Linked DNA regions of Homo sapiens: region 2 is linked to region 1. The links are chromatin loops, found by intact Hi-C in ENCODE. Cell type or tissue: HepG2. All regions are shown on one strand.

Evidence for each region. Hi-C counts contacts between places; a loop is a spot of excess contacts. Peaks named below come from ENCODE experiments on the same cell type or tissue, not always from the same donor. Only the 100,000 strongest peaks of a DNase experiment are listed, where the experiment ranks them.
Region 2: it touches region 1 in a loop (3-fold over the local background); 11 of 110 quality-filtered maps call a loop at or near these places.

The regions. Positions count from the first base shown.
Region 1 is chr2:84,484,502-84,489,501 of GRCh38, reverse strand. It overlaps a transcript of DNAH6 not described here. Among named protein-coding and RNA genes, the nearest start is that of SUCLG1, 28 kb to the right of the region's middle. In HepG2, no CTCF peak of the experiment used is centred here; DNase peaks (open chromatin) are centred at 1,611 and 2,841.
Region 2 is chr2:84,610,957-84,615,956 of GRCh38, reverse strand. DNAH6 (dynein axonemal heavy chain 6) reads right to left here. Exons shown (of 77, transcript NM_001370.2): 22 at 4,103-4,283. Among named protein-coding and RNA genes, the nearest start is that of DNAH6, 97 kb to the right of the region's middle. In HepG2, no CTCF peak of the experiment used is centred here; a DNase peak (open chromatin) is centred at 2,666.

The DNA.
Region 1 (5,000 bases):
GGAAGGAACTTGTCCAAGCAAGGATCCTAAAGCCTAAGCTCCATTCAATACTTACTAAACCTGCATCTGTAGGTTTAGGTTTATCATATCATAAAAGATATGATACATATCTTTTAACTTCAAAAGTATATCATATATAAGGAATGAATTTTTTTCAGCATCACTCTGACTCCTATGTCTTTCTCAAGAAATAATGATGCCTCCCTGATTCAACAATTGAAGAATACATAATTTTCTAGTGGGAATGGGAATTACAATGTGCCCCAGGTAGCAATTATTCAATTAGATGTTGACCCTAAAGACACTCTCATGTTCTCTACCAATAACTTCCAGAAAGTAAAAAAGAAATTTAAAAGATAAAAAAGAAAGCAAAAAAGAAACTCTTACATATGCACACTGTTGAAGTTATAGGGAGGCCAATAACATACCCCACTTTTCCCTGAATGATTTCAGACCTATTTGAGAAATAGACACAGGAGCTAAGTAAATAATCTATATCATCTTTATCATTGATAAAGCTATTATGAGGGAGAGAGCTTATGGTGAGGGCTTATCTGTGCTCCCTGCCACTCATCATCTACATTCCCACCTCCAATCTATACCTAGAGGTAGCTCACCCCAAATAAAGTTTGGATCAGACGTAATGGCCCTACATCACTAATTTAATGCCTGCTATGGTAGACAGAATAATAGCTCCTAAAGATGTTTAGGTCCTCATCCTGGAATGTGTAAATGTGTAAATATGTCTCCTTACATGGCAAAAGGGACTTTCCAGATGTGATTAAAGTAAGGATCTTGAAATGGGGAGATTATCCTGGATTATTCAGGCGGGCCCAATGTAATCATAAGGGTCTACATAAGAGGGAGGAGGCAGGAAGATCAAATTAAAAAAAGAAGTGACGGCGGAAGTAGAGGTTGGAGTGGTATACTTTAAAGCTGAAAGAAGCGGCCAGGAGCCAAGGAATGTGGGTGGCCTCTAGAAATTGGAAAAAATAAAGATTCACTCCTAGAGCCTCCAGAAGGGATGCATCACTGCCAATACTTTAATTTAGATTTAACTTAATTTTAGATTTCTTTTTTTTAATTTTTTTAATTTTTTTATTTTTTTATTTTTTAATTTTTTTTATTATACTTTAAGTTTTAGGGTACATGTGCACATTGTGCAGGTTAGTTACATATGTATACATGTGCCATGCTGGTGCACTGCACCCACTAACTTTTAGATTTCTGACCTCCAGAACAGTAAGAGAATAAATTTGTGTTGTTTTAAACAACATTACCTTTGTGGTAATTTGTTACTCCCACTGTAGAAAACTAACATACCTACCTAGTATTCCCATCGTTGGGCATCTAGACCAGTTCTTATTTTCCCTTGCACATCTTTGTAAGCATGGATGAATTATTTTCTTAGGATGTTTTTTTAATGCCTAAAAACAGAGTACTCAATTTATATTCCTCAAACTGAGTACAAAAGTAGACTGGAATCCTAAGAGTGTGTCAGTTGACAAGACAGGATCTCTTTTAAAAGACAGCTTTGACATGTACAAATATCCCACTGTGTCAGGATGTCCTAGATTAGGTTGTTTGTCCCCAGGAATGTACTTTTCTCTCTACACAGTTATCCCCATAGACAGGGACTTGGTACCAGGTCCAAAGAGTATAATCAGCAATTCAGTAACAGGTTTTAAGTGCTGACCTCAGGTCTCCCGCTGACCTGGAAAGGGGCCTGCCCTTGCTCTCTGGCTTCTTCCACCAGTGGGCCCAAATATTTGTGAAATTCAAGCTGTGCTTCATTACGGGCAGACTTTAGGCCCCTATTCACAGGCAGCATTATTTGGCAAGTGTCTACAAGGGCTGCTCAAGATTTAACCACAAATCTTTCCTATATTGTCTATGACTTTAATACAAGAGATAAGTTTGAGTTCTGTCTCCTCCATCCAGGGACTGGAAATAACAAGCATTGTTGGCTCTGCAGGAATTACTTTTTGTTAGCCAGGGATACAACAGGAGCCAGACTCCATGTGGCTAGGGGGATGAATACCATTGCAGTTGCTCAAGCTGTCAGTGATAAGTTGGGTTTTCTCAACTCTTCACAGGGTTCATATTATTCTAGTCGAGGCTGTGGCCATGATAACTGTGGTGCCTGGATTTGAGGCATTCAGATAATATCCTATATTTATGTAGCAGCATCTTCTATTGTCCAGTGGAATTTCAATGCACATTGGATCCTCGAAATAGTTCTGGACCAGAGGATGGGTAGATATAAATGTTGCCACTTGGCAGATGAGAAATTTAATGCAAAGAGAAATTGTACTTTTAAAAGTCTTATGTAATCAATGCCAGGACAAAAATTTTGGGTCTCCTGATTCCCAGACCACATTTACTCTTTTTGTCTATGGTAAATGAATAAGAAAGAAAAATGCAAACCTGTGTGAAGCTAAATTTTATGTTGTCAGACCTGTGGCCGGGTTTTTCTGGGCTCCTTTGGCATCCCCAGTTGAGTCTTTGCTCTCCAGGTATCAGAGAGCCTCTTTTGCTCACCCTTGTAACCCGCCACTGAGCACTGGTCCAGACTTATAAATGATGCTAAATAAATATTTGTTGAATGAACAAGTGATTGATTGATTCTAATCATTAAACTCCTAAGCCACTGAGTCCAGGGAACACTGTATATGGTTTTGTAGAAGCAGTTTCCTCTGGCCTCCTTGTCTCTTGTCTGCTGAATGTTTTGTTCTTCTATTGCATATGTGGTGAAATAAAACTCCTTCTTTCTTGCCATGGGAAAGGCAAACAGCCATGTAGACCTGGAAGACTGCCAGGTTTGTATGGGCAATAAAGGAGGCAAGCCAGTTAGCTATTAACTAACAGAGAAAATAATTCAGCTGCTTATCACACTCTAGTCACTTGCCTTTGGAGGCCTTTTCCTGACTTTTTCCAGCCCAGAGTGGTAAGATTAAGGCCTTGGGCAATCACAGTGTACATTTGTTTTCCCTACCTTTCTCCAACTGTATCCAGGTGTCCCCAGGTTATAATAAACACCAGGCAGCTTGAGGTGGAAGAAGTCAGGCAGGCAGTCTGCAGGCTAAGGGGTGAGTAAAGCTGGAGGAGGCGGAACCTCAAGAAACTGATGACTTCAAATTTATTTGGGCACCATTTAAGGAGAGCCCCAAGCTTATTCCCCACTGGTGGCTTTTAAGGTTTTGGGGTTCTTGTATTCCATACTTAAAGTAAAGGTACAGAATTGTGAATATGTTAGCATGTGTTTTAGAAAGGTTGAGTAGTTTAAGGGTAGTGTGTGGGATAAACTAATGTTTTTCATGAGAAATGAGGCAGGAAAGGGAGTTTGAGCTGAAGCTCTGGAAGTCTCAAAAGGGTAAATGTACCAGCTAAGATAAAATATTTTCCATATTATCACACAAAGTTGATATCATTGGCAAAATCACAGTTTTAACTCCTTTTTAACAACTTAGTATCGCAAGTATTTATCCTATGAGGAATGAAGATTTTTGAACATGGGGACACATCAAATCATTTAAAACTTTTGTTTCAATTCTGCTTCTGAAAGCATGGGAATCAATTTAGGAGGTTGGAGTTTGGGGACAAGGCCAGCAATGCATCTTGTGTGCCGTGAAATATTTCCAAGTCCCACAGATGAGCAGGAATCAGTGGTTGGGGGTGTATTAGTGTGGAGAGGGTGGAAGATCCCAAAGAAATATCAATTCAGATGGGCAGACATATGTTGCACTAAGACCCACTCTTGCCGTAAAGAGATAGAGCTGGGTTGAACACTGAACTGGGCACATAATTGGCCTTTAGGAAGAGTTTGGGAGGGTGTAAATCTCCAATATTGGAGAAAAAACCAAAACCCCTCGAGCAGAAAGGATGTTTACAGCAGCACGTAGTACAGCCTCATGTAATCTTGTTGTTCTGCCCCTCTATAGGTTCCACCCACTATCCAACTTACTCATCCTAGGTCTTAATGCAGGAAGATGATGAAAACATCTAGAGTCCAGATGATGGTGCAAATCACTTCTTTACTGTCCCCATAAGGTCTTTCATTCCATCAGAGTCAGCCCTGAGTGGACACCCAAAGGCCCCAGTCTCCTTCCCTTCCTTATTCTCTCCTTTACTTTCTACCCCTCTGCCCTCCCCAGGGTTCTACCTGCATCCTGCCCCACTTCCATGCTGTGTTTGAGACAGTGAAACTCATTCCAGGCTCCCTCCTGGAAGGACAATGGTGAATAGACTAATACGCTAATTCTTAAGAGTACAGCACCTACATACAAACCCCCCATCGGATAACATTGATCACTGTCATGGCATAAATTCAACACATTATTGTTTTAAAAATTCCCCTTTCATTAGAGATTAGGATGGAGAAGAATAAAGGAGGTTAGAGAGACTCAAACTCTATTCTGTCATACTTTTACAGTTATTTAACTGCTTCTTGTGCCTTGGCCTTATCTTCTGAGTTAGACTGTTAGCAAAAGCTGAATTTTTGCCCTCTCTTGAATTTCCCGAAGCACTCAGAACAGGACTGGGTTCAGAACTCAGAATTATAGAATCTCTGGAATACAAGAAAACCTGTTGATATCATTTAGTCTGGTATTTGCAACCCTGATGCACACTTGAATAACTGGAGTGCTGTGGCAGGTAGAACAATGGCTCCCCAAAGATATCCACATTCTCATCTGTGGAATCTGTGACCATGCTGCCTTACATGGTGAAAGGGACTTGCTGATGTGACTAAACTTAAGGACCTCAAGATGAGGAGATTATATCAGATTATTCATGTAGGCCCAATCTAATTGGATGAGTCCCTAAAAGTGGAGGACCTTTCCCAGCTGTGTTCAGAGGGAGATGTGACTACAAGAGAATGGTCAGAGTGATGCAGCATTACTGGCCTTGAAGATGGAAAAAGAGGCCACAAAACCAAGGAATATGGGCAGCCTCTAGAAGCCAGAAGAGGCAAAGGAAGAAACTTTCCCCCACAACCTCCA
Region 2 (5,000 bases), 130 kb before region 1:
ACTTATCCAAAAAGCTCCTAGACCTGATCAATGAATTCAGCAAAGTTTCAGGATACAAAATTAATGTACTCAAATCAGTAGCTCTGCTATACACTAACAGTGACCAAGCTGAAAGTCAAATCAAGAACTCAACCCCTTTTACAATAGCTGCAAGAAAATACAATAGCTGCAAAAAAAAAATACTTAGAAATATACTTAACCAAGGAGGTAAAAGACCTCTACAAAGAAAACTACAAAACACTGCTGAAAGAAATCATACAACACAAACAAATGGAAACACATCCTATGTTCATGAATGGGTAGAATCAATATTGTGAAAATGACCATACTGCCATAAGCAATCTATAAACTCAATGCAATTGTCATAAAAATAACACCATAATTCTTCACAGAGTTAGAAAAATATAATTCTAAATTTCATATGGAACCAAAAAAAGAGCCCACATAGCCAAAGCATGACTAAGCAAAAAGAACAAATCTGGAGGCATCACATTACCTGACTTTAAACTATACTACAAGGCCATAGTCACCAAAACAGCATGGTACTGGTATAAAAATAGGCATATAGACCAATGGAACAGAATAGAGAACCTGGAAATAAAGCAAAATACTTATAGCCAACTGATCTTTGACAAAGCAAACAAAAACATAAAGTGGGAAAAGGATACCCTATTCAACAAATGGTGCTGGGATAACTGGCAAGCCACATGTAGAAGAATGAAACTGGATCCTCATCTCTCACCTAAAAATCAAATCAAGATAGATCAAAGACTTAAATCTAAGACCTGAAACCATAACAATTCTGGAAGATAATATTGGAAAAACACCTCTTGACATTGGCTTACGCAAGAACTTCATGACCAAAACCCAAAGGCAAATGCGACCAAAACTCAAAAGCAAATGCAACAAAAGAAAGATAAATAGATGGGACTTAAACTTAAAAGCTTCTGCACAGCAAAAGAAACAGCAAGCAGAGTAAACAGACAACTCACAGAGTGGGAAAAAATCTTCAGAATCTGTACATCTGGCAAAGGACTAATAGCCAGAATCTGCAAGGAACTCAAATCAGCAAGAAAAAAACAAACAATCCCTTCAAAAAGTGAGCTAAGGACATGAATAGACAATTCTCAAAAGAAGGTATACAAATGGGCTATAAACATGAAAAATGCTCAACATCACTAATGATCAGGGAAATGCAAATCAAAACCACAATGCGATACCACCCTACCCCTGCAAGAATGGCTATAATAAAAAAAATAATAGATGTTGGTGTGGATGTGGTGGAAAGGGAACACTTTTCCACTGCTGGTGGGAATGTAAACTAAGACAGCCACTATGGAAAACAGTGTGGAGAATCCTTAAAGAACTAAAAAATTGATCTACCATTTGATCCAGCAATCCCATTACTGGGTATCTACCCAGAAGAAAAGAAGTCATTATATAAAAAAGATTCTTGCACACGTAGTTTATAACAGCACAATTTGCAATTGCAAAAATATGGAACCAGCCCCAATGCACATCAATCAATGAGTGGATAAAGAAAATGTGTGTAGATATACCATGGTATACTACCTCAGCCATAAAACGGAATGAAATAATGGCATTTGCAGCAACCTGAATTGATTTGGAGACCATTATTCCAAGTGAAGTAACTCAGGAATGGAAAACCAAGCATCATATGTTCTCACTCATAAGTGGGAGCTAAGGTATGAGGACACAAAAGTGTAAGAATGATACAATGGACTTAGGCAAGTGGGGGAAAGGATGGGAGGGAGCTGAGGGATAAAAAGATAAAAGACTACGCATTGGGTACAGTACACTGTGCGGGTGGTGGGTGCACCAAAATCTCAGAAATCACCACTAAAGAACTTATTCATAGAACCATACACCACCTGTTTCCCCCAAACCTATTGAAATAAAAATAAATAAATAAATAAATAAATAAAATGGAATGGCAGTGGTATGGTCTTTTCAATAAAAAGTACTAAGTTAACTGAAAAATAACGAGATAATTTAAAGTAAAAGTAAAATATACTGTTAAGATTTTAAAAGCTTTGGCATTATTTGATAAAGGAATGCTCTATTACATTAAAATGGGGGGAATTGACTAAGAATTTTAACTATTACCTTTAATAATAATATTAAGTATTTACCAAGTATGAACAAGTATATTTGATATGAAACATATTTAGCTGGTGTATCCCACTTTTGAGGGGCTAGGAGTACAAAACCAAAGCCAAGCAGTTGCCTTCTCCTTGACTCTCCAAACCAAGCCAGTCTCTATACCTACTCATTGTCACTTTCTTACTGGTATCTTTTCTGTATCCTCTGCCATCTTTAAATGCCAAAATTGTGGTGATGGGATACTATTTCTTTATCACTAAACTACAGCTCCTTAAGGGATAAGATCCATGTCTTGATTATCTTTGTAGTTTTGGTGCTTATCATAGCAGCTGGTGTCCCCACCTGCCCAAGAATCAAATCCGCAGTCTTGATCATGGTTTCCAAGGCTCTATGTAATCAAGGACCCAGTCTGATGCCCAGTCCCCACCTAAGCACTCTTGCCTCTCTTGCTTCACCTCCTAAGCCCTTCTTCTGCATTCCACTTCAGCTCGCATTGGCTTCCTTGCAAACAATTGGGCATGTGAAGCATGCACTCACCTTGGGAGCCTTGCCTTTGATCTTCCCTCCTCCTTTAACAATGCTCCCTTTGATCACATACATGACTCATTCCCTCATTCCTGCAGGTTTCTGCTCAAAAGCCACTTTATCAAAAAAGCCTTCTGTCACAGACACACACACACACACACACTCTCTCTCTCTCTCACCAATTTACCCTACTTTATTTTTCTTCATAGCTTTATTATCCCCTGAAATGATCTATATAAGTCTCTATTCTTATCTTACATCCTTAGGAGCAGATGTATTTTTGAATCAGATTTTTTTTTCATTTCAGAAGTTATATTTTATAACAAGTCTAGTAGGGACTGGGACAGCACTCTGTAATCTAACATACTAGTTTTCCCAGCACAATGTTTCAACATGACAAGTGAGTGCAGTAGACAGAATAATGGCCCCCTAGAGATGTTCATGTCCTAATCCCCCAAACCTGTGGATATGTTAGTATACATGGAAAGGAACTTTGCAGGTGTGATTAAGTTAAGGATCATGGATGGAGAGACTGTCCTGGATTGTCTGGTGGACTGATCGATCATACATGGGCCATTATAAGCAGGAGGCGGGAAGGTCAGAGGCTGATAAGGAGATGTGATGACAGAAACAGAGGTCGGTGTCCTGAGGTTACAGGCTGGAAGAAGGCCATGAGCCAAGGAATGTGGGCTGCCTCGAAAAGACCCAAAGAATTTTCAATTCTATTATTCCATGTAACATTTCTTTTCCATTTCTGTCTTATGTCAGAGTTTTTGGGCAAAGAGTGCAGCCCAGCAAACTTCAGGGAAGCTGTCTGAGGATATTTACCAGGATGGGCCATGTGCTGCTGTTTCCTGAACAACAGGCAAGCTTGCCAAGGCTTTTACTTTAAGCATGAAGTTCAACAGCCACATATATGCACCCTGAAAGACTTTGATTCCACATCCACAGAAATGGAACTTATTCAAACACATTTCAACCTAGAGACTAGAAATGTAATAAGTGGTAATATTTTTACTAGTTTTAATGAATTCATTAAAAATAAGGTGTGGACATTTTTGTGGCTATAAATCTGTGGAGGAGCTTTAACTGAATACATCAACCGAAGGCAAATATTTGTCTCGTTGTCAAAATTCTGAGATGAAAACATTGCTGATACACGGAAGCAACATCCCCCAATCATAAAAACAGCAAAAATAGGCAGATTCTCCTTTTCCGAAACTACAAACTAAGCTGAGAGATAATAATAATAAAAAAAAGTCCAGTGTTCCGTTGACATTGCTTAGCAAGTGTGTCAAATGCAAGGATTCCTAGTCATCCATGCTGACTAGAATCAAGGGTTGAATGGACCATATGTTATTAGATTCCCAGAGAAACATTTTAGTCTGGGACTAAAGTCCCAGACTACTAAAAGATTGTAGTCTTTTTGCTTGTTTGGAATTTTGTTTCATACCTGGCTGAGTAGCGGCTCGAAGAGCATTAGGCAGCCGATTCACCTTTCTCATGATTTCTTTCCATGACTTATCCACCTGAAGGAACATCTTGGCCTCTGCAGGCAATTGCCTCTGAATGTCTGGAGCATTGAAAATACTTTCTAGGTAGAGCCAGTTTCTCTGGCAGGTCAGCCACTCTTCCTAGGAGAAAAATATGGACACTGTCAAATTTTAATTCCCCAATTAAAAACATATGGTTACAGTAAAAATCATGACACAGGGAATCACTGTATCTTTTTCCTTGAGGGTGGTGTTATGACTCCTCACAGGTCCTTTGAAATTAAATTCCTTACAAGGTCCAAGATTCACCTTAGTCTGATTTCATCCCACTGTCTACTGAGCAGAGTTCTAATGGGTCTTCCATATGGTTACCAGAATGGATCCAGAGAAACATGATTAAAATACCCACAGGAGAGATTCAGGGGGCAGCACGATGCCTACTCAAGGAAATCTGAAGGGAAGAGGAAAGTTCAGTGACCATTTTCAAACATACACAAGATTTCCACGAAAAAAAAGTTTGTTTCTTTTATCTCAACCATGTGTTCATTTTTCATTCACCTTTCTTTAAAAAAGAAAATTTTTTTAAAAAACCCTGCTCATGTCAGCATATGTAGTAAATATAGAAGACTGGAAGAAGAAAATCATGCATTCCCTCTGCTTTTAGACAATCACTGTTAATAAAATAAATCAGAAATACACGGTCAGAAATTAAATGTCTATAGACCTCACCTTTCCTCCATGCCTCCTGCTATTACTGCATGTGTGTGCCCAAAATCCATGAAAGAGTTCCTCACTTCCCACTCTAGGTTTGGGAGTAAGCCCAAATGTTACAACCACTTCCTGGTTTGTCTCAGGTCT